Regions from separate parts of the Homo sapiens genome. Here region 2 is linked to region 1. The links are chromatin contacts, found by Hi-C in ENCODE. All regions are on one chromosome and are shown on one strand. Each heading gives the region's core, a stretch centred on a gene start or an enhancer-like site at or near the end of the contact. The rest is flanking DNA. Distances are from core to core; before and after follow the strand shown. Region 1 overlaps OFD1 (OFD1 centriole and centriolar satellite protein). Region 2 holds the start of GRPR (gastrin releasing peptide receptor).

Region 1 (2,500 bases), core at 1-2,500:
TTCTGCAGTGATAACGTGACTTTATATTCGTAATAGTAATAAAATGGAGAAGAAAGCAAACTCACCTAAACATAAAATTTTCTGAGTGCCTGATGGTGCCCACTGTTATCTCTCGATTCTCACCCTGATAAGTATTACAAACATTCACTGTCTTCTGATTTCTGCCTGCATGCCCTAGAGTTCTTTGATATGACTGAAAAAGATGGTGAAGAACTTGTTTGTGTGTTCTGCTTGTGTTTTTTTTTAATAGGGACCCTGTTGTTTACTGTCATAAAGCTTCTTGGAATTGGCAGAACAAAAAGAGTACAAACATGATAAGAGAACTTTTCCTTTTGAAGCAAGCTGTGATTTGTTTTACATTGATTTCTTTTCCTATTCTGAATCTTTTCAGATTGAGCATTCTGCACAGCTGAAGGCCCAGATTCTAGGTTACAAAGCTTCTGTAAAGAGTTTAACTACTCAGGTTGCCGATTTAAAATTGCAACTGAAGCAAACTCAGACAGGTTAGAGACGTTTTAACCCATAAATATTTTTGTATGTATAAAGCTTCTGGTGTCTGTGAAAATGTAATGATCATAATTTATTGAATATTAATTATTGTTTTAGGGGAAAAGCCATAGAAATATGTGTCATCTTAGAAGTAAAACTCCCTATCCATTTTGGTAATACCATCTGGATCATCAGCAAAAGTATTTTGCTTCATAGGTGCCTCATGGCTTGGGAGAGTCTCATGCCCCAATAGGAAAGGCGTGGTGGTAACATAGAAGTCCCCATATTCATTATAGGATTTCCTTTTTTATTTGTTACCCCAATGTTAACACCAATTCAGTAGTTTTACGGATTCCTTGATAGATATATAAATATACAGGACAAGCAGGGTGGTTTAGCAAAAAGAATATTGCCTTCAGAATCAGAACTGTTCTTCTTTTGGACCCGTTTTGAAGTTGTTTGACCTTGGGCATGTTACTTTAACTTCCTTGGGCCTCAGTCTCCTCATTTGTAATGGGGATAATAATACCTACTGAGCCATGATGAAAAAGATGAAATGGGTTTCAGTCCAGTGCCTGGGACATAAAAGACACTCAGGAAATGGTTATTGGTATCATTTTATTATTGTGTCTTCACTGTGGATGCATCTCTGCCCCTTCCTACTTCGTAAGAAGGATATTAAAGTTCAGATACTTTATTCTTCAGTTGCTTTCAAGTTCAAAGAAAGTACGTATGTGTTACCAGTTCAACTGGGTCTGAGCCTTCCTTGTTCCCACCTGCATTGTTTCCTCATCAGCTCCTTGCTCTCTTCTACCAGCACTTGTTTTATTTTTATCTCTACTCGTTTCTGCTTTTTTCTGTTCCTCATTTTCTTTCAGTTCTGTTTGTGAAACTTCTCACAGCTGAAATCATAGCAGTCTCCTATCAATAAAAAATAGTTGAATGAGGATAGAACTCTTTCGCATGCATGTGTTGCCGAGGGCAAGCTTCTTTCTTGTAGCATCACGGGGAGGCATTGCAGGAGAGAGGGGCAGGTGCACTGGCTTTGCATTAGGAAAGCCCAGTAGCTCTTAGACTTGCTAACCGTGTGACCCAGCCTCAGTAAGCTTTAGTCCCCCCATCTGTAAAATGGGAGCAGTGAGAGTTTCTTGACCACAGTGTTGTTGTGAATGCAGGTCCTCACTTCCTTATATGAAACTCGGGCCATATGCTGTGGATTTCGCAATAGCCCTGGGAGTTCTGAACAGCATCCTATAGTAAAGCACATTAATTATTTTGCAGTCAACTGTATGAATATTCATGCTGGGATAAATAAAGATTATAAATGGGTTTACATCAGTTCAGGTCAAACTTTTCAACCAAATGAGTTCAAGTCTGGTTGGGCTTTGCCACCAAATAAATTATGAATAAATTTTCAGTTCTCAGAGCCTTGTGGCTTTCAAAATTGTGCATAATGGATTCTGAAATTATATCATGTTACAAAAGACATACAAAGCTGTAGCTGGTACAATAAGCTCTCAGTAAATGTTAGTGGTTATCGTTACCATGGCTTCAGAAACTGTATAGTGCAAGTTTGTCCTTATTACTCTCTTCCATTTTTCAAAAAAATAATATTCTCAAGTATATTTTCTTCTCTGCCTTGTCCACTTACTTCTGAAATTGGCTTTTTGTACCCTGCAGCCCTAGAGAATGAAGTGTACTGCAATCCAAAGCAGTCTGTGATCGATCGTTCTGTCAATGGATTAATAAATGGCAATGTGGTGCCTTGCAATGGTGAGATAAGTGGGGATTTCTTGAACAATCCTTTTAAACAGGAAAACGTTCTAGCACGTATGGTTGCATCAAGGATCACAAATTATCCAACTGCATGGGTGGAGGGTAGTTCCCCTGATTCTGACCTTGAGTTTGTAGCCAATACTAAGGCAAGGGTCAAAGAGCTTCAGCAAGAGGCCGAACGCTTGGAAAAGGCTTTCAGAAGTTACCATCGGAGAGTCATTAAAAACTCTGCCAA
Region 2 (5,791 bases), core at 3,232-5,731, 2.4 Mb after region 1:
TTGACCATACTTTCCTTCCCTCACACCCTGTATGACCACTCCAGGTTTAACTCAGGTTTATAGCACTTGCCTTTTCTGGTCTTCCTCTTCTGTTTTCTTTTGTCTTTGGGGTGGTTTTCTTTTCTTCCTCTTCTCCATCCATTCTACTTACCAGGTGTTACCTGTGGGTGCATAACAAATTACCATAAAACAATGGGTTAAAACAACAAACATTTATTAACTCATGGTCTCTGTGGATCAGGAATTTAACAGTGGCTTGGCTGGGTGATTCTGGCTCAGGGTCTTTCATGAAGCTGCAGTCAGAGAGTCAGCTGGGGCTGCAGTTATGTGAAGGCTTGACTGGGGATGGATGATCCATTTCCAAAATGACTGACTCACATAGCTCTGGACAGGAGGTTTCAGTTCCTCCCCATGTGGATCTGTCCATAAGGTCACTTGAGTATCCTCATGACATGGCTGCTGATTTCCTTCAGAGCAAGTGATCCAAGGAGAGAGTGCAAAGAGGAAGCTGCAATGTCCCTTATCATCTAGTCTTGGAAGTTACACACTATTCCTGCTGTGTCATTCTATTTGTTAGAAGCAAGTCACTAAGTAAAGCTCACACTTAAGGGGTGGAGGTGGGGGTTAAATTAATCTACATCTCTTGAAGCAAAGAGTACTGAGAACTGGCGAATATATTTTAACCACCACACCAGGTGTTCTCCTAGCCTCAGATGTGTCTGAGAATTTCGTCTTCCTCTTTAGGCTTTCTCTTGGCATCTACATTTACTTCTGCAGTTTCATGTGACTCAAAATGAAACCCAATTCATTTTTTCCTTCCAGAAGACTCCTCTCATCTTTCTTCTAAGTTTTTAAGCCCCATAAAAAGTCACAGAATGTTGAGAAAAGAAAAGGGAACTTGAAACGATCCCAGCATTACAGGATCTGGATAGAGTCATCTGCCTCTTTTGTTCCTGCTGCAGTACTAAAATTTGACATCTCTGATTCTTCTCAAGCAAGAGTTGCTGCAGTCTTTTGAGCAGCTTCTCCGTGGTGCTGTCACAAATCTAATATTGAAATCACGCTTAGTCTTCACTGACTTTTACCACATAATCTTCTTCTCAAAGCCTAACTTCACTTGATTCTCTGTGATTCTTTTACTGTACATTTAAACTATTTGGCATTCAGGGTTCTAGTTCTCAACCAGTCCTCTTAATTATTTACTTCTATGCTTTCAGACTTCACCTCTCATTTTCCATTGGCTTTCTTACATTCCCTTGTTCATCTAGCAAACTCAATATGCCTGAAGCCAAATTCAGCCTTTCCCTCCAGAAGCTTCCCTTTTGACCTTGCTCATAGCCAGTGGGAAGAGGCTTTGTCTCCACACTCTGTGGTCCCATTGAATCTACCTGTTCTCCTAAATTCTATCAAGTCACTGTTGCCCACCTCATGTTAGAGCCCCACAGAAAATCCAGTCTTTTGGAAAGATGAAAAAGGTGACTCTATTGACTGAAATAGAAACAGAAGTGACAACCCTGTCCCAACACATAAGAAAAGATGCTGAGTCATACTCCAATTCTATTCAGAAATTGGACTCCCTGGGGACAGAGATTTTATATTACATTTGTTCCATGTCATGTTCACATGTCAGAGGCATCTCATGTTCACCAGTAAATAAAAAGCTAAGCAAATGTCTGAATACGTTTGGTGTTTGGTGTTCCGGCTCTGCCGGAAGGTGACACATAATGGTAGGGATGGAAAGAGTCATTATAGTTAATTAGTTGAAATGACATAGAAATTATGGAATTAGCTTTTTTTTTTTTTTTTTTTTTTTTGAGAGGGAGTCTTGCTCTGTCGCACAGGCTGGAGTGCAGTGGCACGATCTCGGCTCACTGCAAGCTCTGCCTCCTGGGTTCACGCCATTCTCCTGCCTCAGCCTCCCAAGTAGCTGGGACTACAGGTGCCCATCACCACGCTTGGTTAATTTTTTGTATTTTTAGTACAGACGGGGTTTCACTGTGTTAGCCAGGATGGTCTCGATCTCCTGACCTCATGATCCACCCGCCTCGGCCTCCCAAAGTGCTGGGATTACATGCGTGAGCCACCGCACCTGGCCCGAATTAGCTTTTTAAAGCATCCTTGATCCCCGAAAATATTAGATGTCAAACCTCAACGCACCTTTACTCCTAAAATACCATTAGAAGAATCTATAGTGCTGTGGAACACATAATGCTAACACCAGCTATGAGAAATCAATATCTATCAGCATCCCCTTAACTTACATTGGAAGAAACACTAACCACCCAATTAGATTTAAGTAGTGAGGCTGACTCAGCACACAGGGGTGTCTAAAGAAATAAAGGGAAACAACATCCAGAAGTTCTCTTTGTGAACCAAAAATATGCCTTTTAGACCAAACTTCTTAGCAAGAATACAAGATCCATCACAATCTCACCCAAACCTGCTTCTAGCTGCATTTCACGCTGTTCTTTTTCCACCCCTGTCTTCCAATCTGGGTGACCCTCTGGATTTATAGATGTCCCTCTGCTCAATGTCATGCTCTTTCCTTTATGCCTTGATCCTAGGCACATATGATTTTCTTCATTCAAAAGACCTTGTCAACACTTAACCTTTAAAGATATCGTCTTTTCTGGAGAAAAGGTAGTTGCTTCACTCCAGAGAGGGGTTGGGGTCTAAAGAGCTGTGAGAGTACACATCTTCATGCTATTTTTCTCAGCCTCTTGCTCAGTGCCTGGCAACTGGTAGATGTTTGATAAATTTTTTTCAAGTAAATAAAGGAGTTGCTAATTCACTCGTATGAGTGCTTGCCTATTGATCTGAGGTCAATCACTCTTCTGAACTCATTGGGCTTTTCCAAAGTAAGCCTTTCCCCCTCAATCTAATAATGATAATAATAATAAGTGCTAATATTAATTGAGCACTTACTATGTGCCAAATACTATGCAATCTTAACATGAATCATTTCATCTAACTTCATAAGTTCTCCTCACCCTGCAGATGAGGAACCTGAAGCTTAAGACACTAAGTAACTTGCCATAATTATAAATGAGGGAGCCAGGATTGAAGCAGAGCCTGTGTACTGTATCATTAAGCTATATTGCTGGCAACTAATCAACACCACTGGGCTCATGGCTATTGGCTGGTTACTGGTGCTACTGATCTCTGCCGAGAAGCTCTTCCACCTCTAGCCATGCAGCATCAGTCTCCCTCCTGCTGGCAGAGAGGGGCGCTGAGCCTTTCATATTTACATAGAAAGCATGGCAGCAGCCTCAGTGTTGGAACCTGCCACTGGAAATGTCCATAACAACACAGTTGGGGGCTTTCTTTGTGGGCCCTGGCATGGTAAGTGCAAGTTTTGTTATTCCTTATGGGTTCTGAAAAATGAGACTTCACCTGTTAGTGACTGGCTTCACGTCATGTACCTGGAGGAGCTGGCTTCACATACGTCATAAAGATGCACTCTAATAATGTATTTAGAAGTTGTTGGCTAAAGGTCTAAGCCTGATTCTAATAGCACTTCCTCAATTAAGCTTTTTCTAGCACTCCTTCAACGATAACTTACTTCTTTTACCACCCACTCAATTCCTCAGTATTGTATCTATCACGCTTTTATAGTTCTTTATTTTCCACACAGGGCTATAAAGAGGATATTTGCTATAAAACATGGCAAACATTCAATTAAAAATGCAAATAGCTGCATCAAAATGCCGATTCATAAAATTTTTAGATCAGATGAGAAAAGACCCATTTTTCTGGAAAAGACTATTGATCATTGAGAGTTAAGAATACAGCTGGTTCCCAATTTAATTTCTCCCTGGTAAACAGAATAGGAATGGCTTGGCAAATCTACAGGAAAGAACATGTGTGCATTGTGCTTCTGGCTTTTCCAGATGTCAGTTGCTGAAGGTTTAAGGTGTGAGTCTGTGCATGTGTTTCTGAGGATCAGTCCCTGTTCAAAGAGGCAGTGGGAAGACTGAGTGGGATAACTCACACATGGACACCCTGTGCATCAGTGTGCGTTTAATTCAAAGACAGACCTCATTTGATAGCAATATTGACATGTCATTCTAATGAATTAGAAAAAATGAGAAAATGGGATGTAAATCCCCATCTGGATTCATGGGGATAGTATCAGAAAGATTTTCAGTGCCTTTGCAGAATGCTAGCAACATTTATTAAATACCTACCCTAGGTGCTATGTGCTTACATGAGAAGCCAAAGGTATCTGTTAAGCTAGGTAGGAACTGCAGTCGGCTGGTTGCTTCTCATCTGGAGAAAGCAGGCAACTGGGCAGTGATTGAAGTGTCCAGCAGGGGGCTGGCATTCTCTGTCTATAAGTAACACTGGTTCCTCTTCAGAGCCTCAGCTCAGCGGAGCTGCCGTTTGCTGGTGAAGCCCGTGACGTGCAAAGCATCCTGCCTATAGGATTTGAGGATTTCTCAGTGCAGTTTTTTTCTACCCACTTTAAACCTCCAGATTCTAAATATCAGGAAAGACGCTGTGGGAAAATAGCAGGCCAAAAGTTCTTAGTAAACTGCAGCCAGGGAGACTCAGACTAGAATGGAGGTAGAAAGAACTGATGCAGAGTGGGTTTAATTCTAAGCCTTTTTGTGGCTAAGTTTTGTTGTTGTTAACTTATTGAATTTAGAGTTGTATTGCACTGGTCATGTGAAAGCCAGAGCAGCACCAGTGTCAAAATAGTGACAGAGAGTTTTGAATACCATAGTTAGTATATATGTACTCAGAGTATTTTTATTAAAGAAGGCAAAGAGCCCGGCATAGATCTTATCTTCATCTTCACTCGGTTGCAAAATCAATAGTTAAGAAATAGCATCTAAGGGAACTTTTAGGTGGGAAAAAAAATCTAGAGATGGCTCTAAATGACTGTTTCCTTCTGAACTTGGAGGTGGACCATTTCATGCACTGCAACATCTCCAGTCACAGTGCGGATCTCCCCGTGAACGATGACTGGTCCCACCCGGGGATCCTCTATGTCATCCCTGCAGTTTATGGGGTTATCATTCTGATAGGCCTCATTGGCAACATCACTTTGATCAAGATCTTCTGTACAGTCAAGTCCATGCGAAACGTTCCAAACCTGTTCATTTCCAGTCTGGCTTTGGGAGACCTGCTCCTCCTAATAACGTGTGCTCCAGTGGATGCCAGCAGGTACCTGGCTGACAGATGGCTATTTGGCAGGATTGGCTGCAAACTGATCCCCTTTATACAGCTTACCTCTGTTGGGGTGTCTGTCTTCACACTCACGGCGCTCTCGGCAGACAGGTAAGTACAGGCTGAAAGTTACATGCTCTCCAAGGGTGATAGACGCCTGGGTAAATGAACTACCATGTCGGGACAGGGAGCTGATTGCACAAGGGAAGTTTTACTCAAACACGGATTCCCTTCCAGGCAGGTTTTTATTCTGGGTATGACTTCTTGAGTGTAACATATTGGTTTAAGAAAGAAAAGTGAATGATGGGGACAGAAGGAGACAGATGAGAAAAAAAAAATCTCTAAGCAGAAAACTGAGGTGCCTTTTTCTGGAGACATATCTATTTAGCATTGCCTTTTCCTAACTTCTCCCTCCTTGCAAAATTAATTGACCAGTGAGAAAGACAATCACACCCAATAGAGTTTAAACCTCAGGCAAATGTTTTTTAGGAGCAATTGAAACCCCTCAGAGAACAGGAAAGTTCCACTGGATTTCTTCAAAACGTTCTTTCAGAAATAACCAAGAGGAGAAAATAAGCCTCATTTCTCTGAAATTCATTTTCCTCAGACAGTTTAACTT

The links. A loop is a pair of places that touch in the nucleus more often than their neighbours do. Pooled maps may share reads with other maps.
Region 2: a loop to region 1 is called in a map with no recorded cell type, with 4 times the contacts of the local background. The contact joins the promoter of GRPR here to the enhancer-like site in region 1. A Hi-C loop is called at or near these places in 3 of 37 single-sample maps with no recorded cell type and 2 of 50 pooled maps.

What each region holds. Positions count from the first base shown.
Region 1 is chrX:13,757,946-13,760,445 of GRCh38, forward strand. OFD1 (OFD1 centriole and centriolar satellite protein) reads left to right here. Exons shown (of 23, transcript NM_003611.3): 15 at 392-503; 16 at 2,170-2,500. Among named protein-coding and RNA genes, the nearest start is that of OFD1, 24 kb to the left of the region's middle. RefSeq lists an enhancer at 1,409-1,498. Within about 2 kb of position 1,251, at least 4 of the 41 ENCODE cell types and tissues checked have a DNase peak (open chromatin) inside an H3K27ac peak, as active enhancers do.
Region 2 is chrX:16,119,084-16,124,874 of GRCh38, forward strand. It overlaps GRPR (gastrin releasing peptide receptor), which reads left to right and starts at 4,482. Exons shown (of 3, transcript NM_005314.3): 1 at 4,482-5,283. The coding sequence starts at 4,871. RefSeq lists enhancers at 726-865, 4,183-4,477.